Regions from separate parts of the Homo sapiens genome. Here region 2 is linked to region 1. Evidence: chromatin loops called from intact Hi-C (ENCODE). Cell type or tissue: Caco-2. All regions are shown on one strand. Each heading gives the region's core, and the rest is flanking DNA. Links, peaks and the distances in the headings are about the cores only. Region 1 holds the start of POU6F2-AS2 (POU6F2 antisense RNA 2). Region 2 overlaps POU6F2 (POU class 6 homeobox 2).

Region 1 (8,348 bases), core at 296-8,295:
AACTTTCAAAGCAGTAAGAATAAAAACTGATCATTCCAAAGAAAGATAGCAAAGGAAAGAAAATAACCACATAACATAAATTGAAATAGATAAGGTTTTAATCATTCCACATTGTAAGCATATACCAAACATTACAGTGTACCCCATAAATATATAATATTTATTCATCAATTAAAATATAACTTTTAATGGTAAAAATAAAACCAAGAGCAAGCAAATCATTTAACATAATTAACAGAAGGAATTACATTTCTCCATTAAAAGACAATGGATCCAAAATTGAGTTAAGAGAAGAAAAACAAAACCCAGCCAGAGACTGTTTAAAAGAACATTTTAAAAAAAATGATAAGGAAAAATTGAAAATGCTGGAAGATACAATAGGCAAATGGAAACAGAAGGAAAGCAGGTGGCAATATTACTATCAAAGTATAGCTTAAGCAAAATGCATTAAATGGGATATTTCATTTTTATAAAAGGTACATTCTGCCAAACAGATGTCAAAAACTCTGTACATTAAAAAAAAAAAATCTAACCTAGAAATACATTAGGCAAAGAACTTTTAGAAATACGATGAGAAATTGGCAGAAACTGCAATCTTAAGAGCAATAACACCTCTTTCAGAGTGTGACAGATCAAGTAGATAAAAAATAGACAGTAGCTGAATAACACAATTAAGGAGTTTGATTTATTGAGGAGAAAGAGTAAAAGAGGAAACATTGTATCTTACAGATGTAAAATTCATATTCTTTTCAAATTTCCACATAAAGTAATGAAAAGGACTCATGGATGAGACTGCAATGCAATGACCATCTCAAAAAATCCCCCAAAGAAGAAATACCATTTAGCCCATACTTTGTCCTCAATGCTGTAATTCTGGAAATAAATACTTCTGCATGAACTTTGGAAAGGAAAGAAATCACATCAGTGGTGGACTGAGAACACAATATGAATGATACAATTATTGTATAACAATATCTTGAAGTAGATATTTGAGTATCTTTAGTAGATAAAAATGATTTATCCCTTCCTGGACCATTCTAAATAGCTCATCATGCAGCATTATAAAGAGATGACATTATTTTATCAGGGCCTGCCTGAGGAAATCTTTGATCCTTGTCAACACTTTCTCACTACAAAGGCACTGGCTTCTAGAATGAAGGATAAGACCCCAGATTGGGAGCTAGCTTTTTTGGGGGGTCTGGGAGGGTGCACCCAACCTGCTCACTTGCTCCTGGTTCCACACTTCCTAGAATGAAGCCTGACATATGCAAGCTGCGAAGGAAATCCATGATGGCTGCATTTAATAATTATCTTACTTCTTCATTCATGCATATAAATGGACAACCAACAGTTACCAGATTCTGAGAAAAATTGTAACAAAACCCCAAAAGAATCAAAAGGAATACATTGATTCTCTGATGCTGGAGAAAACAGAAATAATTCAGGGAAGAGAATGGAATCATAAAATAATTTTAATTGGTGATGTGAAGAAGATTTGACAAAATATTTTATCCACAAAACAAGAACAGGTTGCAGTGATAAAAGGAGCAAAGGTTTTTGAAAATTCAAAATGTAATTGTTGACATTTGAAAGATTGATGAAACACTACATGGAAAAGTCAAGGAAACGTTCCAGAATCTTAAAAAAAAAAAAAAAGAAAAAAGAAAGAAAATGCAAAAGATTTCAGCACAATCAATCCAGGAAGGCCAACATCTGTCTCCTAGTAGCTCTAGAAAGAGGTAGCTAAGAAAAGGAATGTGAGCAATTTATCAAAGGAGTAGTGAATGAAATTTCCCAAAGCTTAAACAAGCCTACAAATGGAATACTGTAAGTCTTCATTTTGAAAGATTCCATATGGCGTTGAGCAGAAAAAAATGGAGGAAAAAAAATCTAAGAACATTCTTATAAAATTTCGGAACACAAGGATTCTAAAGAAGGTCCTAAAAGCTTCCAAAGAGATTACAATGTTTATCTTCAAAGGAAGAAGGACCAAATTGGTTTCAGACATTTCATAAGTGATGTTGGATGCCAGAAAACATCAGAGCAGTGCCTTCAAAAGTTCTGAGTGAGAATTATTTTGAACTTAAAATTCTAGCTATCAATCAAGAGTAGAGACAAAATAAAGTCATTTTCAGGCATGTGGGGACTCATAAAATTTACCATCTACAGATTTTTTCTTAAAGAATTACTTGAGGATGCCACCAAATAACAACAATAACAAAAATGGGATGTAGGAATGAGGAAAATATAAGGTTTAAGAAACCATGGACCAAATAAGGCTACAAAATGAAAGGAAATTCCAAGAAGTTGGTCATGCAATCGTCCTGGAAAACCAAGGCTGCAATACAAGAAGGAGGCAGGGAAATCAGAAGGAGTGTTTCCAAGAAGCAAATGAATTCTAGGTAGTAAGTTTCTAGGTAAAAGAACTGAACCTTCTTCATGAAAAGGGTAAACTATATTAAAATATGTAAAGTGAAAAATGCTCTGCTCCATTCCTCCCACTTTCAACTTTTACTCGTTGTATTTCTACTTTTAGTGGCACTGTTTTCATGATACAAGGTTATATGTCTTAACCTATGAGTTATTCTATTTTGTTTTATAGTGATTATTGGAAACATTGGATTTTTAAAATTTTTAGATTCAATTTACAGATACATATGGAAAATTTAATTATACAGGCTCACAATCCCCTATGTGATTCCACTGGAGCAAGACATAAATGAGAACTCAGAATTTTATAAATTTTACAATGATAATGCAGTACTTAGATTACATATTAACTAACACTCCCAGCACATTCTAGACTATTAAGCTGATTAATATTTCTGCACCAAAAAAAAAAAATGTAAATGGTTTACTTCATGTCAGTTCAGGTGAGGTTTTGTCACCAAATAAGTTCAGGTCATGGCTTCCGGCACAACCAATCTTCACACCTGACACAGTAACTAGAGGGTGGGCTTGTATGCTCTGCAAACCAATCAGAATCATTCCCTACTTCCTACTTCATGGAGAGAGCATTTCTGAGAATGATTGTATACAAAGGAAAATAATGGTGAGAGATGGAGACAGAGAGACATGGCCCTGATAGAAGTTTTGAACATCAAAAATCACCTCTGCCTGCAGACAGTTCTATCCCTAGATTTCTGTGAGCCATTACCATTGATCGATCTGGCTTTCTGTCATTTGCAACTAAAAGAGTTCAGACAAATTCTATATTTAACACAAATCCCAAGGACTTTTCAATAGGCTAGGAAGAAAACAAAGATACCTGCTATCACCGTAAGTTTGCTACATTTGACTTGAGGATGTTAGCCAATACAGCAAGGCCGGAAAAAGAAATGAGGTATAACTAATAGGAAAAGAATACAAATTAACATTATTTGGAGATAATATGATGAAAATGCAGAAGAATCAATAAATTAAGAAAACTAATAGGATAATTCTGAAAAAAATCCACTCAAATCACACACACACACACACACACACACACACGCATGCACAATCTGGGAATGAGCTTAATAAACATTTTGGAATGTTTTATATAAAGGAGTCATGCAAATAATTGGGTTAGAAAACAAAATTCAAAGCCTCTGAGATGACAGCATGCTTGGAATGTTTGAGGAACTGCAGGAACGCCCGGTATGGCTACCCCAGGGTGGATAAGGGGGCTTGTAGTAGATGAGGTAGGAGAGGCAGAGAGGTGGGGAAGTTCACTTAGAAGCAGCTCTACGGAGTGACTCCTACTCTGGGTGATATGGGGACCTCCTGATGCTTTCCAGCCAGGGATACAGTAATCTGCTTTAGGTTATCATAAGACGGCTGCTGGGTTGACAATAGGTCATGGGCAAACAAAGGAGAACAGTTAGAAGAATATTGTGATAATACACATAACAATAACAGCGACTAAAGATGGTGATTTAGCAGTAGAATTAGATTTAGCAGTACAAAGTAAACAGATCCCAGATAGATTACATAAATCACTAACAAATCTACATAACATGTTCACACGCAGCCCAGTGCACATATTTTGCTCATTGTTAGGTAAAACTGTATTTACTAATAGCTAAAGAAAAGTCAAGAAGAATAAGTAAATGATATAAAATCATTGACATAATATGTATTTATTGAGTACAGCATCCACCTATTAGGCACTAAGCTAGGCCATGGGATAGGGAAGAGGACACAGTTCTTGCCCCAAGGAACTCATAGTTACATAAGGGAGAAAAAACAACATGATAAAATAGAAGTTGTAAAACCTTATACATACAGGAGCATCTGAGGGCAACACCTCCAGCCTTCCCCTCCCAAAGGCATTTATGACATTCACGGGTTCCCTAGAGCTCCTTGGATCAAACCAAATTTTCGGCAAGGTCTCCACAGTCTGGCTTACTGCCACATTTACACTCCTCTTGCTCTCTGTGCTCTGCCACAGTGGCTGTCGGCCTTCTTCAAGTCCCTTAAACTGGACGTGCCACATTCCTTTCAGCTGCAGGGACTATGCATGCGCTGTTCCATCTGCAGAGAGCACGCTTAACGCCGTCTTGACCTACACAACTCCAGCTCCTCCTTCAATCTCACCTCCCTGATATACTCACTGATGATTTCCCTGATAGGGTCAAAGTCTCGTGTGATGAGCTTTCATACCATTCATCTCCCCATGGTAACACTTACTACTGTTTCATATTTATGTAAATATAAATATTTGACTTTGGTTAGCTAGAGTCTTTTCTACTGAACTGTAAGCGGGGGGGGAGCTATATTGTTTTTAACCTTTTAAAATGCTCCAGTGCTTATATGATTTTACAGCTTTTATTTTACCATCTTGTTTTTTCTCTCTAATGGGACTATGAGCTTTTTGGAGCAGAAACTGTGTCTTCCTTTCTGTCCCATGTCCTAGTTTAGTGATCAAACACATGGATGCTGTACTTAATAAATACATATTAAACCAATGAATTGGAATTACTATATCATATCCCAAATTACTAGAACCCTACTTGGCTCACAGTGGAAATTCAATAAATAGTTGTTATTATATAGTATATACTGTATTTTCTATATAGATAATCAGTATATATTGCATTATATATAGGTAATCTTATATACATCTATATATAATATAGATATAATGTATCTATACATAATATTATATCTATATATAATATAGATATAATGTATAATATAGATATAATATATAATATAGATATATAATGTATAATATAGATATAATATATATCTATATATTATATATAATATATATAATATATAATATATATCTATATATAATATATATAATATATAATATATATCTATATATTATATATATCTATATATAATATATATCAATATACAATATATAATATATATCTATATATTATATATATCTATATATAATATATAATATATATCTATATATAATATATAATATATATCTATATATAATATATTATATATATCTATATATAATATATTATATATCTATATATAATATATACCTATATAATATATATCTATATATAATATACCATATATAATATATATAATATATCTATATATAATATATAATATATATCTATATGTTATATATCTCTATATAACATAGATATATATAATATATAGATATATAACATAGATATAATATATCTATATATAATATATATCTATATATAACATAGATATATCTATAATGTAGATCTATATAAAACATAGATATATCTATATAAAACATAGATATATCTATAATGTAGATCTATATAAAACATAGATATATCTATATAAAACATAGATATATTATATATATAATAATATATAATATATCTATATAAAACATAGATATAATATATCTATATATAATAATATATATTAGATTATATATTATATATAATAGATATTATATCTAATTTACATATAATATATATCTATTATATATTATACATAATATATTATATAATATATATCTATTATTATATATTATAATATATATTATATCTATTATTATATATAGATATTTATAGATATATCTCTATATAATAGATACCATATCTCTAGATATAATATAGATATATATAATACAGATATATAATATATACATAAAATCAGACCTACACATACCATTAATAGCCATCTTTTTTTAAAAGAGGAAATAAATTCTAAGAATAAGAAATTGTTAGGCATTGATATATTTTTAAAATTCTGCTCCCGAACAAAACAGAATATTCTAACAGAGTTACTGACATAATTTTTTTAAATCCATAAGCAAGATGATAAATATTCTCAGTGGTCATCTGAATGGAGACCACGAGGAGGAAGACGATCATTTATGGTGTACCATCCTTCTGCCCAAAGGCTCTTGTCTCCAACTAATAGAGGAGTCAACAGCAGTAGCAAGAAGGAAGGCACAGCTTCATGGAAACGGTTCCACTTTTGCCAAAAGGAAACTAAGAAGTAGGAGGCGCCATCATTTATTACACCAAGGATGTATTTGTATAGTCAACTGTGAAAAAGAGCTCTCCAGCATTTGTGAGAGAATGATCTGCAGGACCTTTGACATTAGGAGGAAGTCTGGTGGGGAGAAAACAGGAAAAAAAAAATCTTGCAATTTTCTTTCCAGGTCTAAGCTGTCTAAGCTATAGCAACATGTGGAGGTGACAAAAGAAAAAAGATAAATTGACAAAGAATGAAAAAAAATTCAGCTTTTTCTGAATCCATAAGATTCCACACATATTTCACAAGGATTTATCAGGTGAATTAAGACTTGCCTTGCACATAGACGTTCTTAAAACTAACTCAACAATGTTGTCTTTGTATTACCCAAGGCGTAGGAGAAAGATTTAACATTAAAAATTGCTAAACAACATCTAACATGTTATCATTTCTGTAAAATTAATTTTATCCCCTTCTTTTTCAGTATGTTCACCTTCATTTTTATAGTTATAGCATCTGCTCTCCTGAAAACATGCTTTTCCAGTTAGCTGGAAGAGACCTTCATTCACCTGCCATTTCCACACCCTGTCTGAAACAATCTCCTGTGGGAAATGTTCATTTAAAGCTGCTTTCCTACACTGCCAGCATTGGGTTATGCCTCTCTGAAGGTTCTGCTGCTAAACATTGGCTTTTAAGTAACTACTCAAAGACACTCCCAAGAGATGTACAGTTCATTGTTTCATAATGAGTCGCTTCTCCTAGCCAGAAAAGATATTTCCGCCACATCCATATTTGATTTTCTGGAAAATCTATAGTAGGCTAAGCTTCACACATGAGCCAGTAAAAGCTTATTATAAGCCTATGGTTTTTCTTTTTGCAACTCATGAGGACTCTCTCATTCCTCTGAAGGGAAAAAATCTGGAAACAAAGTAACCTGACAAGCTGAGTACATAAATTAAGTGCATAAATTCTTTACGAATAGGGCTCTTGCTAGTATATTTAAAGTAAAATAGTGTTTCTACAGCACACCCAAGGAGTTCATTTTTAAAATGAATGAAATGATGTTGGAAAGATGACATATTACAACTATTTCCTCCACTCATTGACTTACAGCAGCTCCACTCCCTTGGTGTTTATAGACAAATGCCGTTAATAGAAAGGAAGGGACCATGTTTAACATAAATGCTGCCTTCTTTATGCTATGGAACACTGCAAAATATCATTATCATGCCGGAATCAATTGATTATATTATCTCCAGCATTCTAAAAGTCTAAAACTCTACAGAACAAGACATTCTGAATAGTCACCCCATTTTTAAAAAGTACCTATCTAGGGAGGAGCCAAGATGGCCGCATAGGAACAGCTCCAGTCCACAGCTCCCAGCGTGAGCGACGCAGAAGACGGGTGATTTCTGCATTTCCATCTGAGGTACCGGGTTCTTCTCACTAGGGAGTTCCAGACAGTGGGCGCAGGTCAGTGGGTGCGCGCACCGTGCGCGAGCCGAAGCAGGGCGAGGCATTGCCTCACTTGGGAAGCGCAAGGGGTCAGGGAGTTCCCTTTCCGAGTCAAAGAAAGGGGTGACAGACGCACCTGGAAAATCGGGTCACTCCCACCCGAATATTGCGCTTTTCGGACTGGCTTAAAAAACGTGGCACCACAAGATTATATCCCGCACCTGGCTCGGAGGGTCCTACGCCCACAGAGTCTCCCTGATTGCTAGCACAGCAGTCTGAGATCAAACTGCAAGGCGGCAGCGAGGCTGGGGGAGGGGCGCCCGCCATTGCCCAGGCTTGATTAGGTAAACAAAGCAGCCGGGAAGCTCGAACTGGGTGGAGCCCACCACAGCTCAAGGAGGCCTGCCTGCCTCTGTAGGCTCCACCTCTGGGGGCAGGGCACAGACAAACAAAAAGACAGCAGTAGTAACCTC
Region 2 (8,348 bases), core at 288-8,287, 57 kb before region 1:
TTATTGACCAGCATTAATGGAGGTTAGAAATGGGTTCTCATTTGGTTAAATTAGTCATATTCAAAATATGTGTATTGGCTAAAATATTTTGGAGACCTTCCCCACCTTTGTATGCAAGCAGAGAATATTAATGGTCTAGCAAGTGTTTTTGCCTGTGCTTATAGATCTTGCTCCTAGAACTTTGCCATATCTACCTTAATGAACCTTCATGCAAGGTATGCTAGATTCATCTAAAATGACAGAGAACTATGACTTCATTAAGCTTTCAGACAAGTCAAGTAAACTATTTGGAAATAATTGGCAATAAAAGCGTGTTTAATAAATATCTGAATGTGTGGCAGCTCTTGGTCTGAGAGCTTGTTTTCATCATAACCAGAATGCAAGGCTTTGAGGACGATGTAGCAAACCCTCACTCATCTCTAACCATATGGTAGTTTTGGTGGCCTACCATTATCTACCAAAAATAACCTAATAGTTGTGCATACAAGTGTTGCCCCAGGCCATCTGCAACACAACCCACTGCACCGGGTGATGACCCCTAGTCAGATGAACACTGTATTAGAGGCAAGCAAGCTAGTTACACGGTAAAATAAGGTCTAGAGCTTCTGTTAAAAGGATGTCCTAGGCAAATTATACTATTTGCTATTCCCACTAATCCCCAATACTTTATCTAGGGAATATTTGGTTAAGGTGAATGTCCAGAATCATCTTGAAAGAAAAAAAATAATACAGCAAATATAGGATTTCCTTCGGTGTAACAGGATGCTATTTCATTACTAACAATGAGTGTGCACATATGGGCAGTTTAAGGGTCTCTTGTCTTTTTGTTGAACCTCAGATAAGTGTCCTCCTCTCCTGTCAGTATCCACACAGGGTCTCTATCCCTCTCCAAGTCCCACCATGAATGCCACGTCCTCTTAACTATGCTTATACTCTAGAGCCTACTCCAATTGATAATGAAAACAGATGCAGCTGTATTTAAACACAGACAAGCAATTAAGCCAAACCGCTCATCAATGCAAACCTGTAGACTGAAATAACAACATAACAATCAATCAGACAGGAGTTTGCCAGTTCTGGACTTCTACAAAGTATCTAGCACACAGTTGGACACACCTCCTCGGAATCCTCACCTTGAACCTCTACAAGCTTCTTTGGCCCTAGGAGGTTAAAATGACTGTATGAACCATGCTTCATGTATACTTATCTGGGAAGAAAGGGAGACACTGGTATTGACAACCTAATAGCACCATCAATTCAATTTCTGCTGCCTTTATGAAAAAGCATCAATATGAGTTCAATCCAGGCTCATCTAGATCTGGTCTTTTGGTAATGGGGTTATACAGCAGTATTGACATTGCATACGCATACCCTATATTCATACACTCTTCATAATCTGATGGCTTCAAATAGCTATCAGGATTTAATCAGAATACAACACAGATTAAAGTGAATTTACATTTAGCAATTTGAATGTAGAGTTGCTTGGGAGTTACAAAGAGAGAACATCTGATCTCTGTCCTAAAAAGAGCTTACTTTCTAGCATCTTAAAAACTCTAGCAGAGACTGTTAATTAATGTGTGTGTGTGTGTGTGTGTGTGTGTATCTCAACATTTGCAACCTTTTGCAAAAGTGAGATAGTTTCCAGAATGGAAAGACCTGTTCTCTAGTCCCAGCATTTTAAAACTGCTCTGAGAAGCCCTGAGGGTTTTAGAGAGGTGCCTCCAGGACCTCAAAGGGAGATAGGGGAAGACCTAAGTGCCCACTCCCAGTTTTTGAGACCATATTGGCTCCTCCCATCTATTTTACATGGAGTCTTTAGTGTACTTGAGGAAAGCGTTCCACAGATCTGCCCATATTGCATATTGGCAATGCATCACAGATGCGATAACAATCATGATACTTTGTCTGTTAGCTAACCATTTTCTTTTTCTTTTTCTTTTTAAAAATATAATTTATTTTTAGTTTAAGTTCCAGGATACATGTGCAGGACGTGCAGGTTTGTTACATAGGTAAATGCGTGCCACGAGGGTTTGCTGCACCTATCAATGATTTACTTTTCCAAAACACTTAGGTGTTAGACCCTACAGCTGAGATGTTTGAGTCCCTGGCAGGCAGACATGTGTTGAAATTCCCAGTACTGGGCACTATGTCTGATACAAAATAGGCTCTCAGTAAGTGTGTTTGACTGGTTGATTGATAGGAAGGAAGGAAGGAAGGGAGGGAATGGAAGGGAGGAAAAGGAAGGAATGGAAGGAAGGAGAGAGGAAAGGAAAGGAAGAGAAGGGAAGGGAAGGGAGAAAAGGGAGAAAGGAAAGGAAAAAGGGAAGTTCAGAGCAAAGGTTAGCTTTGGTTGATATTTTCAGCATACATTCAGCTGTGTCTGAAACTACATAATATGAAGCCGAGGCCTCACCCAGCTATCTTACCTCTCTGACTCTGCACACACATACATACTGACCCATATGCTGCTTCCAGAAACAGAAGTGAGTTCAGCTTGTGTGACTGCATTACTTGTAACACAGGACAAGATGGAAGAATGTCATAGCTACACTGGAAAGGAAAAGGAAAGTCTCATTTTCCCCCAGGACTGAAGTTGAATGGGAGAAGAGCTACTACCAAGCTAGTCCGGGGATTAGTCCAACAAAGCAAAGGCAGTAGAGCCCCAGGGGAACCCAGGTGTGCACAGAGACCACGCCCCAAGGGCTCAGCCTTTGGGCTCTGTCTCCTTGTTCAGCTGGAAGCATCTTCATGTCACTGAGGGAAGCTGGCCACTGCCAGCACTACTACAGCACTAACTGTGGTCCCAGCCTCCCTGTGGCCTTCAGGAGCAGTATCATCAAACACACAGCGTATTAGAAGCGTGATTTTACTACAAGTGTTCTCTTGGTAGGATTTTTCTTAGAAGAAGAAGAGATTTATTTAAATGAATATTACATGAAATATGTGTATACATCTAATCCTGTCCTTCTGTTCTGATGACAAAGTTGAGAAGAAAAACTTTTTCTTCAAAAACCATCCAGCTCTTTATGGTTTCAGATTTCCATAAATAAATACAAAAATCCATCCTGCCCCCTGCTGACAGACTAATATTCCTAAAAATCCAGCTCAAAACTTGACTGTTTCCAGAGTAGTTTCTGAGTTGGGCCAGAACTCCAACCCACCATGCCAGGCCCTCCCCATTTGGAGCCTGGTCTAGCTTTCTTGGGCTGTGACATTGGACCGGGCACTTCAACACCAGGGAATGTGTTGTTCACATTATAATGATGGTAAAATTGCTAAGACAATTTTCTGTCATGTGGCAATTAAGTGTCCAGGTGCTTCCTGGTCTAGCTCCAAAGAGATGCCTTTTGACCTATAACAGACAGTCTGTGGCCAGCCTCACCTGCGACCTCGAACAGCCCCACACCCCAGTCCCACGGTGCCAGAGTGGGTGCTTGGGAACTGGAGCCCAAGAGCCTGTAGTTGGGTTCACCTTCTACTCACTGAAGGGCACAGTTCTCTGAGCCTTCATTTTCCCGAGAGGAAAATGGGGTAATAACAGTATATGCCTCATGGGATGGATGGGTTAGCAGATTAAATAAATAATTCACAAACAGTGCTCATAGCAGGCCGACTGCTTAGTAATAATAAGAAATTTTGATATTGCTTGCTCCCTGCTGTCCGCGACCCTTCCGACAAAGTGTGACTGTTTGTGTAGTTTATTGTGGAGAAGCTCCTTAGCCTTCATCAGATTTTAAAGGGATTCATGATCTGCTGCCTGATCTGCTCCCCACCCCACATCCCACCAAAAAAATTCAACAAGAAACCACTGCTAAAAAGGATACACTATCTTTATATCCACACACTTCAAATATTAGGACAGTGCTGGGCACATAATAAACTCTCACTAAATATCTATTGCTTTCATTTGAAAAACAAAAATAAGAATTGATATCTATAAAAGATAAAAGAAGAAAGACATTTTTTAAATTTAGATTTTTTTTTTTGAGGGGGGGACAAGTCTCACTCTGTCGTCCAGGCTGGAGTGCAGTGGCGTGATCTCGGCTCACTGCAACCTCTGCCTTCCGTGTTCAAGCAATTCTCCTGCCTCAGCCTCCCAAGTAGCTGGGACTACGCCTGCCACCACACCCAGCTAATTTTTTGTATTTTAGTAGAGATGGGATGTCACTATGTTGGCCAGACAGGTCTCGAACTCCTGACCTCAGGTGATCCACCCGCCTCAGCCTCGCAAAGTGCTGGGATTACAGGTGTGAGCCATTACGCCCAGCTAATTTTTTGTATTTTAGTAGAGATGGGGCTTCACTGTGTTGCCCTGGCTGGTCTCGAACTCTGGAGCTCAGGCAATCTGCCAGTCATGGGCTCTTAAAGTTCTAGGATTACAGGCGTAAGCCACCATGCCCGGCCAATTTAGATTTTTAAAAATAAAATTACTCAGAAGTCTTTTGAGAAGGAAACTCTATAAATCCTAACATCTTATGATTTTAAGAAATAAGTAACTATCAGGAGGCTGTAAATTCTGTAGAATTTTCTCTCTGAATTAAAACAGTATCTGGCTTTTAATTCTACAAGGTTCACAACTCCACATTCTCTAAATAAGCCAGTCCACTTCTGTTCAAAAGGCCACTGCCTAATTGATTTCACCAATAAGTGTTTTCCTTCCCTCTGTTCCCAAGCTGCAATAGCACACGCTGGGAACTGCTAATGTGGCTTGGTTGCTCCAGCGTTGCTTCCTGTGCTTCCCAGCAGTCTGGGCAGCTTTCTCTTGGCCAGCACCAGATACTATGGAGTTTTCCTCTCGTTCTCTGCCTTGGGTCTGTACACGGCTGCGCCCAGCGCCAGCTGCTCCGTCCCTCCCTCTCTTGTAATCCACTCTCCTTTAATATTCCAAGGGTGACCCTTGACTGTCCTTTGAATGCCACTCCAATTCAAAAGGCTTCTGAGCTTTTAAGACGAGCAGAGATAACATAATTCCAAGGAGATGGGGGTGGGGAGGAAGGAAGAATGTGATTGGAAAGATTAGCTAAATCTTCTCATTCCTGGGGATTTGGCTGCTCAGGAAAACATGAACTAGAAGGTTTTTTTTTTTTTTTTTTTAATAGGTTCTCCCCATTCCGTCAGCTATCTGTATTAGCTCCTATTAAAAATATTTTGCAGATTTGTTTCCAATTCAAACTATAAACAGAGGCTTAAGTAAATATTTCTTTAAATCTCTAGCCTTTGAAATTGAGGGCAATTAAAAAACCAGGCCAGCCTTTATTAATATTTACTTACATCCTCTTTAGTTTGCATGGATTGGGGATGGCTCTGAATCAGAGCCTACTTAAGACAAAACTGATGCAATTCAACAAATATTTATTGACAGTTCATCAGTACCAGGTGTTGTGCTAGGGACAATGAGAAATGTAAAGATCTAGAAACATTAGCTACCATAAAAAAAGTCACCATCTAGTAGACATCAGCAAAGGGAAGAGAGTAATTGTATTCGGCATCTTCTTTGTGCCTGTCTACTTTCACAGTAATAACATTTTCTTAGCACCCTGATCATGTTTACGCAATGTGTTCTATGTATGTAGATTAGGCATGTGCACACACAAACACAATGCCCTCTCTTGGAAGCACTGTCTTGACCTCATCATGGTTGCTAATAAATAAACATGTCGCTCCACGCAGGGAGTTTTGACTGGTTTTCTAGGCTTTGTTTCTCATTTTAGGGAGATAATCGGCAACTGACAACCCACCATCTCACACTCTGAAGCTCACACAGTGAAACGAGGTTTCCACACAGCCATTCAAGATTGGCACTGCTGGATGGAACAGATGAAGCATCTGAGTTGCTGTTTCTCCCTGCGTATTTGTAAAGAATTGCTGACTTAATATCCTCAAGCACCTAGAATGGCTAACGTGTTGTCAAGGGGAAAATCAGACCCATTTTAACAAGTCAGTAAGACACCTTCATAAAAGCATGTAAAAACAGGTGAGCCGAAGTCTTCATAAACAATTGGCTCTGTTAAGTGGGTTTAGGGGCTTATCCCATATCCACTTGCTAACATTAATTTGCTTAGACAAATTGTTTAAGGGAAAAATGCATCATAGATTGAAGAAAGACAACAACTCAATGCTGACTGAATTACCCAAATTTTAATATGTAAGCGAGGTCTGTTCCTATGAACTGATGTACCTGTGCCCCAAGAAAGCTTGATCCTCCACGGCTGGAATTTAGCCTCATTACACAATCAATCCTCTTTCATGCTACTCCACTGAGCTTCTGCACTATAACTCCACAGGGGCATGCACTTTGCCTGAAAAGTTTTCTGTTTCCCCACAACACAAATGAGAGATGAAATATTGCTGGGTTCTCCTACTTTCTCTCATACCTCAACTACAAGGGCCCATGTATCTACCTTTCTCCATGCAGCTGGTTCCTGTCCTGATGCCCTGTGAGATTTGAGCTCTGTCTGCAAGTCTTGCCCTTGGTGTTCCAATCTTGTGAGTACTTATTTCCTTAGTATGCCAAGCAAAACTCTAATCAAGCCTGCTGAATACTTCGTTAAAGTAAATCAGCAAGAAATCATCTTTTGAATTAAAATAAGCAGAAAAATCCGAATTAGTGTTAAGATAAACGAGGAAATAAATGCCCAAATTTTGATATAAAAATAGTCAACCTCAATAGACTTTTAAACCCTGAATACATTTTTAAAATCCAGTGGAAAACAGTTTGATTTGTTGTTGCACAAAGACTGTTAGAAATTTTTTCTCATTTAACTTTGATATTGTGTGTGTGTGTGTGTGTGTGTGTGTGTGTGTGTGTGTGTGTGTTTCTTTAGAGATGGGGTTTCACCATGTTGCCTGGGCTGGTCTTGAACTCCTGGGTTCAAGTGATCCTCCCACCTCAGCTTCCCAAAGTGCTGGGATTACAGGTGTCAGTCACCATACCTGGCTTTGGTAGTGTTTTTAATGTTATTTATTTATCCAACATGCTTATTGAGTGAGTACTATATGCCAAGGGTCCCCAACCCTTGGGCCACAGACCAGTCTGTGGCCTGTTAGGAACTGGGCCACACAGCAGGAGGAGAGCGGTGGGCAAGCAAGTGAAACTTCATCTGTATTTATAGCCACTCCCCATAGCTCGCATTACCACCTGAGCTCTGCCTCCTGTCGGATCACTGGTGGCATTAGATTCTCGTAGGAGCACAAACCCTATTTGAACTGCATGTGTGAGGGATCTCGGTAGCCCATTCCTTGTGAGAATCTAATGCCTGATGATCTGTCACTGTCTTCCATCACCCCAAGATGGGACCTTCTAGTTGCAGGAAAACAAGCTCAGGGCTCCCACTGATTCTATATTATGGTGAGTTATATAATTATTTCATTATATATTACAATGTAATAATAATACAAGAAATAAAATGCACAATATATGTAATGTGCTTGAATCATCCTGAAACTGTCCTCAGTCTATGGAAAAATTGTCTTCCATGAAACCAGTCCCTCGTGCCAAAAACGGGGACCACTGCTATATACCATCCACTCCTCTAAGTGATGGGAACACCTCATTGAACAAGACAGATCAAGTCCAGGGCCCTCTTGCAGCTAAAATTACAGTGGGAGAGACAGGCAAAAGCGAAATAAGTAAATACGATGTTGAGTAGTAACGAGTATTATGAACAAAAACAAAGCAGGGCATAGGGTGACCTGGAGGGGTGTGGGTATGTAACTTACATAAGGCGATCAGAGAGGTCTCACAGTGAAGGGACCCGTGGGCACAGCCACAGTGCCTGAGGGGAAGGGCATGTGAGCATCACAAGGCCATGTGGAGGGAAAGGCCCTGCGCTGGAGGCCTGTTTAGTGCCCTCTTGGGGAGAGGAGGCTGGTGGGGCTGAGAAGTGGGTGGGCATGGGTGCTAGAGAAGTGGCCCATGGCCAGATCTAGTAGGCCATTTTTTGGCCATTGCAAGGACGTGGAATTTAATTCCAATCATGAGAGAAAACCACTTGAGGGTTTTGGGCAAGGCATGACAAGGTCTGATGTGCCTTCCAAAAGGCTGCTTTGTGGGGAGGCAAAAGCAGAAGTGTGGAGGCAAAAGCAGAAGTGTGGAGGGAGATGCCTGGTAGTTTAAGCACTAGACACATTTTGAATTAGAAATAAAAGATTTTAAAAGGTTTACTGGGCCATAAAAAAGCTGTTATTCTCATAGAACTAGGGAAAAAATTCAATAACCCATATCTTACGAAAATTCAAATTTAAGTCATTTTTTTCTTACTATCTTACCACAACGGTCTTTATATCAACCAAATTCCTTTTGAGAATCAAATAAATCATCTCTCAGCTTTAGCTGCCTTTGCAGA

What was found. A loop is a pair of places that touch in the nucleus more often than their neighbours do. Peaks named below come from ENCODE experiments on the same cell type or tissue, not always from the same donor. Only the 100,000 strongest peaks of a DNase experiment are listed, where the experiment ranks them.
Region 2: a loop joins it to region 1, with 5 times the contacts of the local background. A loop is called at or near these places in 2 of 110 quality-filtered maps.

Annotation. Positions count from the first base shown.
Region 1 is chr7:39,012,958-39,021,305 of GRCh38, reverse strand. The region is part of intron 1 of POU6F2 (POU class 6 homeobox 2); the gene reads right to left. It overlaps POU6F2-AS2 (POU6F2 antisense RNA 2), which reads left to right and starts at 7,739. Exons shown (of 7, transcript NR_138047.1): 1 at 7,739-7,893. RefSeq lists a silencer at 3,670-3,870. In Caco-2, for the core only: no CTCF peak of the experiment used is centred there; a DNase peak (open chromatin) is centred at 4,485; H3K4me3 peaks cover 916 bases.
Region 2 is chr7:39,070,126-39,078,473 of GRCh38, reverse strand. All of the region lies in intron 1 of POU6F2 (POU class 6 homeobox 2), which reads right to left. Among named protein-coding and RNA genes, the nearest start is that of POU6F2-AS2, 61 kb to the right of the region's middle. In Caco-2, for the core only: no CTCF peak of the experiment used is centred there; a DNase peak (open chromatin) is centred at 4,833.